Linked DNA regions of Homo sapiens: region 2 is linked to region 1. Evidence: chromatin loops called from intact Hi-C (ENCODE). Cell type or tissue: mammary epithelial cell. All regions are shown on one strand.

Region 1 (8,000 bases):
CTGTTAGTGATTTTCAAGGTGAAAAGTACCCCCCCCCGAGAAAGTCTAGGAACACCAGGTGTTAATTCTAGGCTGGTTCTGATCAAAATCTTAAAAATGTTGACTTAAACTTTATGGCCTTATTTGTGTGCCTGAACTAGAATACAGGAAAAGATATTATGGACTCCAGGTGGCCCTGTGCCACCCACACTGTTGCTGCAAGTCACCTGCCTATTGGCCTGTTTCTGGGAGGGATCTCTGATTCAGTCAGTGCCAGTCTCATCTCTGGTATGTTTGGTACTACTTTTTCTTTGCATTCACCTTCATGAGATTTCCTTTGAGAAAAACTAAATTAATGATGCTCTATAAAGTAAGCCTACACTCAAACCATTCATAGGTCATTGATTCAGGATGGCCCCCACATAATACTGCTGAGCTGAAGGAAAGAATGTGCATGGTCATACTTCGGTTTTCCCTGGAATACAGGCCATGTGGTGTGGTGGGCCTTAGGGCAAGGGTTTTAGGGTTACTGATCTGGGTCTAAAATCCTGATTTTCCTCCTTTCTAATAGTGTTTCCTCAGACAAGCTCCATAGCCTTTCTGAGCATCAGTTTTCTGCTCCTGCTATTAAATGGGGTCATATCTACTTTTAGGGATGTTAGGGTTAAATAAAGTAGTATGTAAGGTTCCTAGCACAGTGCTTAGCAAATTTGTAGTTGCTCAGTAAATGGAAGCTATTGGAATACTCTACAGCACCATTGTCCAATAGAAATGTAACATGAGCCAGATAATGTAATTTTACATTTTCTTTCAGTCATTAAAAAGTACAAAGAATTAGCCAGGTGTGGTTGTGCGTGCCTATAGTTCCAGCTACTTGGGAGGCTGAGGTGGGAGGATTGCTTGAGTCCAGGAGTTGGAGGCTGCAGTGAAATTTTTTTTTTTTTTTTTTTGAGATGGAATCTCACTCTGCTGCCCAGGCTGGAGTGCAGTGGCATGATCTTGGCTCACTGCAACCTCCGCCTCTCGAGTTCAAGTGATTCTCCTGCCTCAGCCTCCTGAGTAACTGGACTTACAGGCACGTGCCACAACGCCCAGCTAATTTTTGTATTTTTTTTGTAGAGATAGAGTTTCACCATGTTGGCCAGGCTGGTATTGAACTCCTGACCTCAGGTGATCTGCATGCCTCAGCCTCCCAGAGTGCTGGGATTATAGGCATGAGCCACCACGCCCGGCCAATGATACAGTGAACTTTGAAGGCGTCACTGCAACTCCAGCCTGGGCGACAGAGTGAGACCTCATCTCAAAAAAAAAAAAAAAAAAAAAAAAAAAAAATTACAAAGAAGCAGGTGAAATTAATTTTAGCAATATATTTTATTTAACCCAAAAATATTCAAAATATTTCAATAATAGAAAATTATTGAGATAGTTTACATTTTTGTGCTAAGTCTGAAATCTGGTGTGTATTTTATACTTACAGCACTTTTCAATTCACAGTGGCTACATTCCAGGTGCTTAATAGCCCCGTGTGACTTTGAGCTCCTGTATTAGGCAGTGCCCCTCTAGAACACATCTTAAGGCAAGGCAGTGAGCACAGCAGAACTGTCCACCTTAATCCAAACACACGTGTACAGAGCTGAATCAAAGCCACATGAGGCTGGGAGGACTTGGGGCTTTTAGCACGCTCTGCCCTTCCCTCAGCCACCCTTGTGATAAGTGGAATATATGTAAAATAAAAGCGTTATGACCAGTCAGATGTCTTTCCTGTGGGGACTCCTTACATGCCAGGCTGGCAGAGGTGCAGAAACAAGTGCGAGAGCTGTGGTCTGTGAGTCCTAACCTTGGCCTTGCTGGTGTGGGGCTGGGTGACCTCATCTGGCAAACTGCGGTATCTGTTTAATTTTATGAATTGAGCTGTGAGGCATAGCTGAAATTTGCATGGGGGTGACAAACATACTTTAAAGCATCTTGCAAAAAAGTAGTAAGAATTAGGAGTTGTAGACAAATGCTCAATGAAAACAGGAGTGTGATACTGGGTATTGCACCATACCGTAGTGCTGGATCCCTCAGTTTACTAAGTAGATCTTTTGGTCCAATTACGGGGTAGTGTAGGAATGGCGATTAGCCTGGTATGTCCCATCTCTCCTTGTTGAAGTTCTGCTTTTTTTTTTTTTGAGATGAGGTCTCGCTATGTAACTCATGCTGGAGTGTAGTGGCACAATCACAGTTCACTGCAGCCTCCACCGCTCGGGCTGGGACCACAGGCATGTGCCACCTTGCCCGGCTAATCTTTTAAAAATTACTTGCAGAGACAAGGTCTCACTGTGTTGCCAGGCTGGTACTTAACTTCGAAGACGGCTCACAGGCTGCCTCTTCCAACTGCGAGCCTCAGTGAGGAAACAGTGGGCTTGTTGTGGAGTTTATTCTGCAGCCCTCCAGCCTGCAAACATTAATTGTGCATGTCTGATTAGTAAAACATTTGGGGGTGCACCCCACATGATGTCACTCATCTGTCAGAGCCCTCCATCGGCCTTGGAGTACAAGCCCACGCACTTGCAGTGGCCAGCAATCCCCTCTCAGGCTGCACGCCTCTCCCCTCTCTGACCTCATCTACTCCTCCTCACTCCACCACAGCCCCCGGGGCCTCCTTGCTGTTTCCTGAACCAACCAAACACACTGTGCTCCCCTGGCGTGGCACAGACTGTCCCTCCTTCCAGAACAGTCTTTTTCCAGACGTCCCCAGGGAAGACTCTCTCACCTTTCACTCGGTTTAAAATGGCAACCCCCACCCCCATCACTTTCTTTCCTGACTGGTTGGTTGTTTTGTTTTTTTGAGACAGCCTCGCTGTGTCGCCCAGGCTGGAGTGCAGTGGTGCCGTCTCAGCTCACTGCAATCTGTGCCTCCGGAGTTCAAGCAATTCTGCCTCAGCCTCCCAAGTAATTGAGACTACAGGTGTGCGCTACCACGCCCAGCTATTGATTGATTGATTGTATTTTTAGTAGAGACGGGGTTTTGCTGTGTTGGCCAGGCTGGTCTCAAACTCCTGACCTCAGGTGATCTGCCCATCTCGGCCTCCCACCGCGCCTGGCCGACAGTTTTATTTTTTTGAGATGGAGCCTTGCTCTGTCGCCCAGGCTGGAGTGCAGTGGCGCGATCTCGGCTCACTGCAAGCTCCGCCTCCTGGCTTCAAGCAATTCTCCTGCCTGAGCCTCCTGAGTAGCTAAGACTACAGGTGCGTGCCACCACGCCTGGCTAATTTTTGTATTTTTAGTAGAGACATGGTTTCACTGTGTTGGTCAGGCTGGTCTTGAACTCCTGACCTCGTGATCCGCCCGCCTCGGCGTCCCAAAGTCCTGGGATTACAAGCGTGAGCCACCGTGCCAGGTCCTGACAGGTTTTGTTTTGTTTTGTTTTGTTTTAATAGTACTTATTACCCCTTATCATATTTTTTTTTTTTAGTTAAATGTCCCTCTCCCCTCAGAAAATAAGCTCTGCCAGGGCAGAGAGTTGATCTGTTTTATTAGTGCCGGATACCTAAAATGTGCTCCATGAATATCTATTGAATGAATCCAGTGTACTAACATATTTATAAAACAACAAACAGAATTCCAAATAAATTCATCATCTCTCAACAGACCACATGACATGTCCACTGGGGTGTATGTACCTGCTTTGAAACATTTGCTTGTAGAAATGTGTGTCTTTTAGCCCGGGCGCGGTGGCTCACGCCTGTAATCCCAGCACTTTGGGAGGCTGAAGAGGGTGGATCACGAAGTCAAGAGATTGAGACCAGCCTGGCCAACATGGTGAAACCCCGTCTCTTCTAAAAATACAAAAAAATTAGCCAGGCGTGGTGGCAGGCGCCTGTAGTCCCAGCTACTCGGGAGGCTGAGGCAGGAGAATCACTTGAACCTGGGAGGCAGAGGTTGCAGTGAGCCGAGAACGCGCCACTGCACTCCAGCCTGGTGACAGAGAGAGACTCCTCCTCAAAAAAAAAAAAAAGAAAGAAATGGGTGTCTTTGAAGGTGGTTGAGGAAAATGACTGGGACTTACTGTTTTACCAAAATCTGAGAGCAACTGAAGTGAGTGCATGAGTGGCAATTCTGTAGAAAGGGATTCTGTTGAGTCGCTCAACACCAGCCAACCATTAAAAAGGTTACCTATTTCTGAGGAAGAGTCTTCCTGTAACCACTAGAGGGCGCTGTGCACTAACAAATGCCAGCCAAAGCCGTCAGGGAGAGACTGCTGGGGAAGGTGGGGAGGAGGTGGCGCGGCAGTGTTGCCTGGCAGTGGGGTAGCAGGTAGCAGGATGGCCAAATCCTGTGAGACCCACCTTTCCCCGTCCCTACACTCCCCTACACACCATAAGTGGCAGACTGATGATTAGGTGCAGCTGGCCTGGGGTGGACTAGGCCCTGTTCTTTTTTTATTTATTTTTTCTTTTTTTTGAGGCGGAATCTTGCTCTGTCGCCCAGGCTGGATTGCAGTGGCAGGATCTCGGCTCACTGCAAGTTCCGCCTCCGGGGTTCACGCCATTCTCCTGCCTCAGCTTCCCGTGTAGCTGGGACCACAGGCGCCCGCCGCCACCACGCCCGGCTAATTTTTTGTATTTTTAGTAGAGACGGGGTTTCACCGTGTTAGCCAGGATGGTCTCCATTTCCTGACCTCGTGATCCGCCTGCCTCGGCCTCCCAAAGTCCTGGGATTACGGACGTGAGCCACCGCGCCCGGCGCCCTGTTCTTTCTGATTCCTTAATTCTCAGATTTAGCTTCAGTTTTCACTGTACAGGTGGTGAATAAATCATTTAGTCTTGCTGAATATCCCATAACATTATTACTTCTGTCCTCAACAAACAACGTTATCTTTAATCATTTGCTGTTGTTTTCCGCTAGAGGAATTTCAGTGTCTGTGTATACAACCATGTCTTTATTTTTGTGTTATCAAAAATAAATCTGGGGCCGGGTGCGGTGGCTCATGCCTGTAATCCCAGCACTTTAGGAGGCCGGGGTGAGCGGATCGCCTGAGGTCAGGAGTTTGAGACCAGCCCGGCCGACACGGCGAAACTCCATCTCTACTAAAAATACAAAAATTAGCCAGGCATGCTGGTGGGTGCCTGTAATCCCAGCTACTCAGGAGGCTGAGGCATGAGAATTGCTTGAACCCAGGAGGCAGAGGTTGTGGTGAACCGAGATCACACCACTGCACTCCAGCCTGGACAACAGAGCCAGACTCCATCTCAAAAATAAAATAAAATAAAAATAAAATAAATAAATAAATCTGGGGGTATATATAGCTGTGTTGTGTATAGCTCTGACATATTTATTTGTGACTGGCCCCTGCATTTCTCCTTGGTGGGAAATGTACGTGTTGACATTAGGATTCAACTCAGTTATTACACCCAACCTGAGCTGCTCTTAGACCAGGCAGGCAAAAGAGGCCTCTGCCCAGAGTCTGCATCTAGAAAAGACAGAAACACAAGGCTAGGGGAAGAGGAGGACAAAATCCCAGCCCACACCCTGGAAATTCAGAGAAAAAGTGGCTGCTTTTGATCTAGGTTCATCTCCCCAGGTCATCCTTAGTTGGTGTTCAGGCAGACGGGGTCCAGGAGGTGCCCTTCCTCCCCAGCTCCATTCACGTGGGTGTAGTTAGTGGGGCTGCTAGAACTGCCTGGAAGTCCTGAGTGGGCACAGCAAGGTGTGGGGAGGGGACTCGTCCGCCCAGCTTCCGAGGAGTTGACAGATCCTTCAGGCCAGGCCCGGTACTGTGGCAGCGCTATTTCACGGGCTGTGTTTCTGTGGTTGCTCAGGACGATGAGGCTGTAAGGTGGGCCTCCCCGGCTCCAGGCTCCAGTTTTGTCTTCATGTGAAGAGCCTCAGGGCACATACTGACCAACATGACCAAAGTGAGCATCAAGCCTTACACTCAGAAAGTATATTTATTTGAATAAAATATCACTGTTAGACACTTTGGGAGGCTGAGGCAGGAGGATCTTTTGAGTCTGGAAGTTCGAGACCAGTCTGGGCAACGTAGTGAGACCTCATCTCTATTAAAAATATGGATAGATAAATAGATAGATAATTACTGTTATATTTTTGTATATTGGAGTTCTATGTAAGATTCTATTTACAAAAGCATTCACTGATAAAATTGAAAGTTTGCAGGCATTAATTTTTATATCACTATACAGAAATATGGATTTTGGAAAAATGGATAGCTCTTAACTGAGTAAAGTGGGAAAAAAGATGAAAAATGATTCTGAGATATAAGAATGAAATATTGCACCTGTTGTCATGTTAGAAGAGGAAGGACATAAAATTTTTGTAGAGATTGCAAAATCATTAATGCAAAAACAAAGATTATGCCTAGGAAAAAATGACAAGAAGGAAAATACAGGTTAATGTTTCCCAAAATTTTCCTTGGGGATATAAAGGTGGATTGTTTTCCCTTCTTCCCAATCTTTTATGTTATTCTAAGCTTTCTATGTTCACATTTTTTTTTTTTGAGACGGAGTCTCGCTCTGTCACCCAGGCTGGAGTGCAGTGGTGTGATCTCAGTCTCAGCTCACTGCAACCTCTGCTTCCTAGGTTCAAGCAATTCTTCTGCCTTAGCCTCCCAAGTAGCTGGAATTACAAGCATGCACCACCAGGCTCAGCTAATTTTTGTATTTTTAGTAGAGATGGGGTTTCACCATGTTGGCCAGGCTGGTCTCGAACTCCTGACCTCAGGTGATCCACCTGCCTCGGCCTCCCAAAGTGCTGGGATTACAGGTGTGAGCCACTGCACCTGGCCCAGATATACTTTTATAATAGTAAAAAAAAAAAAAAAGTTAGGGCTTTTTTGTTAGAATATGTATATCATGATGATTTAGTTCAATTTTATTCAACAAGTGCCTGCTGAGCACCTGCTCTGTGCTCTGCTCTGTACCAGCCCGGGATGCCTCCCTCACCGAGAGAACTCAAATCTAGCAAGAGCAGGTGGCTATGATGTGATTACAGTTGTTGTATACACACAGCGTACAGTAATGAAGTGCAGTCATCCGGGGAGTGGATGGAGGTGTGGCATTCCATCTGGTGGAGTGAGGCGAGGTCACTGGGGAGGTGAATTGAGCCCTGGGTTTTAAAAGCTATCTCCCAACCCAGGCAAAACATGGAGACCAAATGAGAAGGCTCTTAAGAGGAAATAGCATTTCCATGCCACAGAGCGATAAATAAATCCTCTCCTACTGAGAGGCAGTGCCCAGGGCTGGCTTAGGTGGGGAAGTTTCGCTGCTGCCTTCCCCTCATAATCTCCCTCAGACCCTCCCAAGCCTCCTCCAACACACAGTCTGAATAAAACACTGCTCAAATGCCTTATCTCATTTGCTTCACACTACAACCCTTCAACGTAGATACTGTTATCATCCCCATTTTACAGGTGAGGAAACCGAGGCTGACAAATATTAAATAAGCAGCCCAAGGGCACGCAGCACAGAGAGGGCAGAGCCGGGGCAAGGCCGAGGACTTCCAACTCTGAGTCCACGAGCTTCCGTTCCGCCTGTGGCCTCCTCGCCGCTGACCCTGCTCTGGTCCAAGCTGGCGTCAGTGGGGCTCCCCTTCTGAAGGGTGGTCCTAAAGTCCTACCGAGACCAGCTTCTCCAGACAATGCCTGTAGTGCACCATGCTCTCAGCCGGTCAGGCCCAGCCCTATCCCCAGAGAAGGAACCAGAAAGAGCCCTGTCCTCAGGACCTCTGTTTCCCCCTCTGCCTCTGTTGGCCCCAGGGGGGTTCTGGATGGGACTCCTTTCCTGAGCCTCCTCCCACCCCTTGGGAAATGAGAGCTTCTCCCCACTGTGGACTGGTAGCTTTGTGTTCAGCCCACCTGCTATCAGAGTCCACCTTGTGCCCACCCCGGGGCACAGCAGCATGGGCTGACCACTGGGACCTAGCTACAGAGAGCAGAGGCTCACAGCCCATTCAGTCTCTCCAAGCCTCAGCTCCCTTATTTGTAATCTATGGGACACAGGTCCTGCCTCATACGGTAGTTT
Region 2 (8,000 bases), 100 kb after region 1:
GTCCAGGCTGAATATGTGTTCTGGCCCTTCAGCCACAGCATGAGAACTTGGACACTAACTCCCGGTCCTCTGGTGTCAGGGGACAGACACTGGAGATTTCTATTAGCTTCACCAGGGGCGCCAGGAGCCTCAGGAAGGAAAGGTCAACAACCCAGCCTGGAGCAGTGTTTGCTTTGGAAATGCTGGGCCTTGCAGTTAGACTGATGGTACCCAGGAGGGGTATGTGTGTGTGAAAGCGCAGAGCTAGGGGACCCAGAGGTCCCTGAGGAGGCCCTGGGACTCCTGACTCCCTCCCCGTCCCTACCCTAGACCACCCCCTTTACTTTCTCCTCTGTGGCAAAGTAAAAAGAGAAGTGGCATCTGAGAGTCAGGATATTGGGTTTGGGATTCAATTCTGCCCTGACCAGCTCCTTAACCTTAACTTTGGGGCAAGTTATTAAACCTCTGAGGCTTGGTTTCCAAGTATAGCAGATGGACCCATCTCTGAGGTCCCAGCTCTGACATTCTGTGAGCAGTGGGAGTGAGGTGTTGTCTGTGGCTCGTGGATGGACCATCGTGAATACTTGGATGTTCCCTTCTTCCCTGGTTGTTTATCCCGGTGTTTTCCTCTTCCTGCCTTTGTGTGCCTTTCTCCCTCTCCTCTGCCTGTACTCTAGATCCGCCAGTGGCTTCTGCAGGAGTGACTTTCCCAACACGAGTCCTCGAGGCTAGAGGAACTTTAGGACTTCTTAAGACAGCAGCTGCAGCAACTCTGTCCCTCCTTTGCTCCATGTCGCCCCCTCTGGGGATCTGCCCACTGTGTCCTGGATGAGCCATCCACTCTGACCATCTGATCCCCTGAGATTGTCCCACAATGCAGCCATTCTCTGTGGACACTGCCAGGCACGCAGAGGTCCAATGTCTGGCTCTCCCGGACTCCTTGCTGCTGGCTCACTGCCCGATCAGTCCCTGGGAAACGCCTGCCTTTGGCTCTGCCAGCACTGGTGGGAACCTGCAAGAAATTTGAGCCCTGAACGTCTGCCTTGTCCTGTTGTCCTGTGCTCCAGGGAAGACAGGCGCGATGATGGACTCCCCGTTCCTGGAGCTGTGGCAGTCCAAGGCAGTGTCCATCAGGGAGCAGCTGGGACTCGGGGACCGGCCCAACGACTCCTATTGCTACAACTCGGCCAAAAACAGCACCGTGCTCCAGGGGGTCACCTTTGGTGGCATCCCCACTGTCCTGCTCATAGACGTCAGCTGCTTCCTGGTGAGAGCCCTCATGAGTCGTGTCCCACTGCCTCAGTTATTTGTTTAAATGCCCCACCCAGGGCCTTCTGGGAAACTTAGATGAGAAGTCAGACATAGCTGGGTTTAAATCTCAACTCTGCTGCTTACCAGCTCTGTGACTTAGGCGTGTTACTTAGCTTCTGTGCACCTCCCCTTTCTGCTCCGGAAATGGAGATCATAATTCCTATCTCAGAGAATTTTGGAATTTGGATAAGGCCAGAATACTCATATAGCTATGCCTGTGATTACTACCGTGATTGCAGAGCTCTCAGCCTGTCGTATCTTTAAGGCCCTTGGGAAGGGTCATCTCAAGGGGTTGAGACATGTGACTGGAGAGTACGGACTAGAATAGAGCAGCTGCAGTTCCCAAGTGTCACCTCCTGTTCCCCTCTGGCATCCCTGGGGTTTTTAAAGAATCAGAAGCTGGGCCAGGTACGGTGGCTCATGCCTGTAATCTCAGCACTTTGGGAGGCTGAGGCGAGTAGATTGCCTGAGGTCAGGAGTTCGAGACCAGCCTGGCTAACATGGTGAAACCCTGTCTCTACTAAAAATACAAAAAATTAGCCGGGTGTGGTGGTCGGCGCCTGTAATCCCGGCTACTCTGGAGGCCGAGGCAGGAGAATTGCTTGAACCTGGGAGGCAGAGTTGCAATGAGCCGAGATCACGCCACTGCACTCCAGCCTGTGCAACAAGAGCGAGACGCTGTCTCAAAAAAAACCAAAAAAACAAAAAAAAGAATTAGAAGCTGATTCTTAGAGCGTACCTTCAGCAGGTGGCCTTTCTTTAACGTAGATCTCCTTGTTCACAAAGATGCCCCATGGCATTGTTCTTCCTTATGCAGACTCAACGTTGGCTGGCTGAGATTTATTGGGGTTAAAGTGCCCCTTCTTTTCACAAATGCCATGGGCTGGCCAGTGCCTCTTGATACTGTCTCCTAACATGTGGCAGAGACCATCTGAGTGAAGGGGGCAGATGGCTCTGATGGAGTAAACATCCTTGGACTGCTTGGAGCTGGAGACTAGGCTCGGGTGGGGAACATGGGGAGGGTGGCTTAGGGTAGCAAGGAGGAGTGGGCAGGGGTGTGGGGGTGGATTTCAGAATTGGTGGGATTAGAGGAGGGTGGCCTTGGGTCTTCAGGGTGGGGAGAGTTTGGCCAAGGTGAGGAGTACAGAGAGGGGGACCTGGGCAGGGACCCTAGCTGGGCTGGGTGGGTATTGTTGCAACAGTGTTGGCTGAGAAGAGAGTCACCCTCTATTGTGCTGCTGAAGGTGAATTTTTTTTTTTTTTTTTTTTTTTTTTTTTTTTTTTTTTGAGACAAGGTCTCACTGTCACCCAGGCTGAAGTACAGTGGCATAATCACAATTCACTGCGACTTCCTCCTCCTGGGCTCAAGCAATCCTCCCACCTCAGCCTCCTGCATAGCTGGGACTACAAGCACATGCCACCGTGTCTGGGTTATTTTTGTATTTTTGGTAGAGATGGGATTTCACACCATGTTGCCTAGGCTGGTCTCAAACTCCTGAGCTCAAGCGATTCACCAGCCTTGGCCTCCCAAAGTGCTGGGATTACAGGAGTGAGCCATGGTGCCCGGCCAGGGGTGGATTTTTATTGCAGTAAGTTTTGGGGGTGGGGGAGGGGGGACACATAAGAGCCAGAGGGCCCTGGAGAGCATGGGTTTGTGGGAAGTGTCTGCACTGCACAGGCCAGGGCGGCAGCCGCTGTGGACAGAGAGGGCAGGCACCTGCTGAGCAGGTTTCGTGGTTTTCCTACAACATGACTCACCTGCCTTTGAAAATATGTCACCAACTTCCTGATTCACCTGAAGAAAATTCCACGAGAACTCAGTGCCTCTGGGGTTCAGGTCTTCTGGATTTCCTTTAGGAAAACAAAGCCTACCTTCAAAACCCCCGTTTCTGATCAGAGCAGGCAGGGATGTGCTTACTAAGATGTATTTCTCTACCTCCCTGAACCTCAAAGAGAGGGACCCTGTCTAGGGAGGGAAGAGAGGCAGGAACATGGCATGGAGCCTGCCAAGGTGGACTGTGGGGAGTGAGGACAGTCTAGAGTGTACAGATGTCTAGAGCTAAGCGGCTTAGTCCAGCCCTGAGGTTGCCATTGGACACAAGCTTGCTGAGGTGTCCCAGCTTACGGAGGCCAAGCCAGCCCGAGCACAGGTTCTCGTGGTGCCTTGCTGCCTGCATGCATGCTCTCTGCTGGGGGATTGCAGGGCCTGCGGGGCCTGCCTTCAGGGGAATCAAACTCAGAGGAAAAAACTGACCGTTTCTGGCTCAGCCTGAGGAGGCTCTGCTACCTTGGTTCTGTAATTTAAAATGAAATTTTCTGGCCAGCATGGTGGCTCACGCCTGTAATCCCAGCACTTTGGGAGGCTGAGGCAGGTGGATCACCTGAGGTCAGGAGTTCGAGACCAGCCTGACCAATATGGTGAAACCCTGTCTCTACTAAAATACAAAAATTAGCTGGGTGTGGTGGCGGGCACCTGTAGTCCCAGCTACTCTGGAGGCTGAGGCACAAGAATTGCTTGAACCCGGGAGGGGAAGTTGCAGTGAGCCGAAAGAAAAAAATTTTCTGTAAAGTGAAGAAGGATGCTGGTTCCTGGGGCTGCTCTGGGGCCAGACCTTACCCTCCTGCTCGGGGCCACTGAAGGCAGAGCAGGGCCCGAGACTGGGCCTTGTGGTGTTACCGCTGCCTTGAGAGCAAGAGACAGGGCTGACGTGCAGAACTAGGCAGGCTCCAGGCAAGCTTGGCGTCAGCGCTGGCAGCCTTGGTGGCGTGGGCACAGGTGACAGGAGCCTGGTGAAGGGGGTGAGCAAAGCATCCGGGCTACTGAGCTGCATGGCCTTGGGCACTTCAGTGCCCTCTCTGGGCCTGGGTGTTTTCCTTCTAGCCCTGCTGAGTGCGGGCAGGTGGGCTTTACCCCTGAGACCGCTGTGTCTTCTAATGAGAAGCCATCCAATATGCTTTTACTTGGTTTCTTTTCTGTTTTTAGTTCTTAATCTTGGTGTTTTCTATTATAAGAAGAAGATTCTGGGACTATGGCCGCATTGCCCTGGTGTCAGAAGCAGACAGGTAAAGACATATCGCCTAGGCTGTGAGCATGCGTGTGCGTACGTGTGAGTGTGTATATGTGCGTGAGTGTGTATATGTGCGTGTGTGCATATATGTGTGTATAGTGTGTGTGTGTGTGTCCCTGGAATGGGCTAGGGGCTTATGAAGCCCTCCATGTGGGCAGGACCCACACATGACACTGCTATGAGATTGTGTTCATTAAGTGTATCTACCTGGCCTGTACCAATAGCTGTTCTCTTTGCTCTTCACCACAGACCCATGAGGTCAGCCTCGCTACCCTCATTGTGCTCACAAAACAAAAAACAAAAACAAAAACCCAGGCTCAGATGCTCAGCTCCCTCAGGGCTTCTGTTGGGCCAAGGCTATGAACCTTGTTGGCTTCAGACTGGTTGCTTTAGATACTGAGGGCTTTCGTCATCCTCTGAAGAGGATGCCCATTTTCTTTCTCACCTTGAGTATTTTTAAGTGATCATCTTTGAAATTAATTAGCTTGGGGCCAGGGCTGAGTGAGGATCAAGGGCAGCAGAGCCATCAGGGAACTGCCCCACCCTCCTGCCAGGTCAGCGCCGGGTTTGGATGAGTCTGTTACAAAGCACAGGCTCCCTCGGCCAGGCTTCAGGTCCTTCCAGTTCTGCGTGGGGCTCCAGGATTCTCTGTTCATGTCGCCTGAAGGGTGACAGTGAATTCTGGATCTGCACAACCTGACGTTCCAGCTCCAGCTGGCTGTTTGCACCCAGGATCTTGTGTCAGATGTGGTAATAGGAAGTGAGTGATGAAAACTCAGGGACTGGCCCCAGCTGCCACCCAGAGCCCCAGAGGGGCTCTGGCAGACCCTCCACTCTCGGGCGCCTCCTGACATGTGGCCTGTGCGGCAGGGTCCTTTGAACTGGGAAGAGGAGGTGTACCTGAAAATGCACCATCTTTCCCCGTGATCCCTGCTCTGGGATTTGCTAAAGCCTGAGGTGATGATGACCTTGGACTGTTGGAGAGAAACTTTTGGGACATCTGATGCCTTTACGGCACATTCAGCTGGAAGTGGGGCCATGTACTCTGGTTGAAAAGACCACCTGGGGATCAGAGGGCCCTGCTGTATCCCTGGCTGTGCGACCTTGGTCAAGGCCCCAAACTTAATAGGGTCGGTCTCCTTCTGTCCTCTCTTCCCCATGAGGTCACGGTGAAGGTCAAAAGGGACAGTGTCTCTGCAAAGGCTTTTAAAGTTAAGTTTCGTCATGTGTTTTGTCTTTAGTAGGGGGGCAGTAGAACCAGGAATAGGAGACTAGAGAAAAGGAGTCACAGCCAGGCATGTTGGCTCACACCTATAATCCCAGCACTTTGGGAGGCCGAGGCGGGGGTGGATCATGAGGTCAGGAGTTCAAGACCAGCCTGGCCAAGATGATGAAACCCCATCTCTATTAAAAATACAAAAATTAGCCAGGCATGGTGGCGGGTGCCTGTAAGCCCAGCTACTCGGGAGACTGAGGCAGAGAATTGCTTGAACCCGGGTGGCAGAGCTTGCAGTGAGCCAAGATCACCCCACTGCACTTCCAGCTTGGGTGACAGAGCCAGACTCTGTCTCAAAAAAAAAAAAAAAAAAAAAAGAAGAAAAGCAGTCACATATACGTATTGCAAACACCTCAGATTTATAGCGCATGGGGTGTTTTTATGGGGGTACTCGCAAGAAAGGATCTGATTAAAATGCCACAATATAAAGTGCCATCATTTGTCCACTCTAAAACATATGTTTTGACATTTTCTCATCTCTGAAATTGGAAGGCATCTTGTTATTGATGGGTGGTCATAGTTTATTTGGCAGCATTTTTTCTTTAGTGTTTCATAAAATAATTGTGCAAATTACAACCAGTGGTATCTTAGATTTGATAAAATGTAGTATTTATTCCAAGTTTTATTTGATAATATAGGGAAATATGCTATAAATAGGCAACACTTTGAAGTCAGTTTAGCTAGACGAGTCACAGTGGTGTGGTTTCTGGGTGTTGACCCCTTGCTATTCATCCCGTATAACATAGAGTTTTATACCATGCCTGGGAATGGTCATTGTCCTTGTCTCTATCTTTCACAGAGTGAGTTATATTTTGTCCCAGCCATCGAGGGCTGGTAGCTTTGGTTCTGAGCTCCAAGAGGCAGCAAAATACTGGATGTGATCTTTTTGACTTGTTTGGCTTTTTTTTTTTTCTAAGAATTATCTGTCATTTTTTTTCTTTTTGTGTCTCTAGCGAGTCCAGATTTCAGAGATTGTCATCGACTTCCTCCTCAGGTCAACAAGACTTTGAAAATGAGCTGGTTGGTATCTAAGGCCCAGTTGTGGTCATGGCCAGGGGGTGGGGACTGGCAGTCATGGTTTTGGGGAGGGAGCAGGGCGGATCTTGAGCGGCAAGTGCTGGAGAAAGTGCTTTTCTGCATCGACGAAGGCACCTGAACTTGGGAAATACCACAGGAGGGATGGCAGCTGGATGACCCGGGACCTTGAGACTGGATGAATTTGCAGGCAGGAAGGGGTACGGAATCCCTTGGGCTTCCCCAGCACTTCTCTCTCTTACACCTATGGCTTTGTATGACAGTTAATTATGGACTTGCTGGCTGGATTATGAGCCAGATGTGGGCAGGAGCCCTGCCCTCTCCAGCCCTGTTTCCCAGCGCCTGATGCATAGTAGGTGTTTAGTCATTGTTGAATGAATTATTGAACAAATATTTGTCTTTCCTAGCTGGATAACAGCCCAGCTTTAGGGGTATTAAGTTTAAGAGATGTGAAGGACAATAAAACCTGCAGACACCCTTTCCCCCTAACACCCACTCCAGCGGACCGTCCAATCCATTAGGCTTGTTTCCTCTCTTTTGCCTCACCTCTTGGTCAGTGATTGTAAACAATCAAACAGCAGCCCACATCACTTTGCCCAGAGCTGCCCTGAGCTTTCATCAGCTTTTGATCTAAGTTTTGTGATTTGACCACGAAGTTGTCAGGAGATTTTAGCAAGAGTTCCAGGCATGTGGTGTATATTGTGAAGTACTGGGCTCATGCTTGCTGAATATGGGATAAAAGCACTGTTTTTTATACAACAGGAGGTTAAATGGTTATTTAATGTCAAAGACAATGGTTACATCTGCCTCTCAAAGACACAAATGTTGGAAGCTAATCCCTGTTCTCTCCGTTTCCAGGGATGCTGTCCCTGGCTGACTGCCATCTTCCGTCTGCAGTGAGTACACCCGGGGGCAGCTGCTGGGGGGCCTTTGGGCTGGTTTTTTTGGGTGTTTGGCCAGTCAAGAGGCAAGAGCCAAGATGCTTGATCTTAAGATGGTGTCTCTTAGATACTTTTTAGTTAATGTCCAAAGCAGTATGTGAGGGCTGAGAATCAAGGTGACCAGGCAGCCCCTGGGGTCAGGGGCAGAGGAAGGAGGCCTGTAGGATTGGAGCCTCCATGCTGGAGGGCACACAGTGCCTGCTGGAGCCTGGGGCTTCCCAAATTGAGCTGGATCCCAAGAGTTCTTGAAGATAGAGATGAACTTTATTTATTTCAACATATTCAGTGGAAATCATATGTTCATCTCTCATAATACTGCACAAACTAATTAAAGCTATTTTTTTGCTTTAATTATTCAACTTAATATTTAACACCAATTAGATGTCAATG

The links. Peaks named below come from ENCODE experiments on the same cell type or tissue, not always from the same donor. Only the 100,000 strongest peaks of a DNase experiment are listed, where the experiment ranks them.
Region 2: a loop joins it to region 1, with 4 times the contacts of the local background. A loop is called at or near these places in 24 of 110 quality-filtered maps.

The regions. Positions count from the first base shown.
Region 1 is chr1:225,972,335-225,980,334 of GRCh38, reverse strand. No RefSeq gene overlaps it. Among named protein-coding and RNA genes, the nearest start is that of SDE2, 23 kb to the left of the region's middle. In mammary epithelial cell, a CTCF peak has its summit at 4,177 (motif pointing right); a DNase peak (open chromatin) is centred at 4,174.
Region 2 is chr1:225,870,641-225,878,640 of GRCh38, reverse strand. It overlaps TMEM63A (transmembrane protein 63A), which reads left to right. Exons shown (of 25, transcript NM_014698.3): 3 at 1,047-1,246; 4 at 4,274-4,353; 5 at 6,588-6,654; 6 at 7,528-7,565. The coding sequence starts at 1,061. Among named protein-coding and RNA genes, the nearest start is that of TMEM63A, 7.7 kb to the left of the region's middle. In mammary epithelial cell, a CTCF peak has its summit at 774; a DNase peak (open chromatin) is centred at 3,030.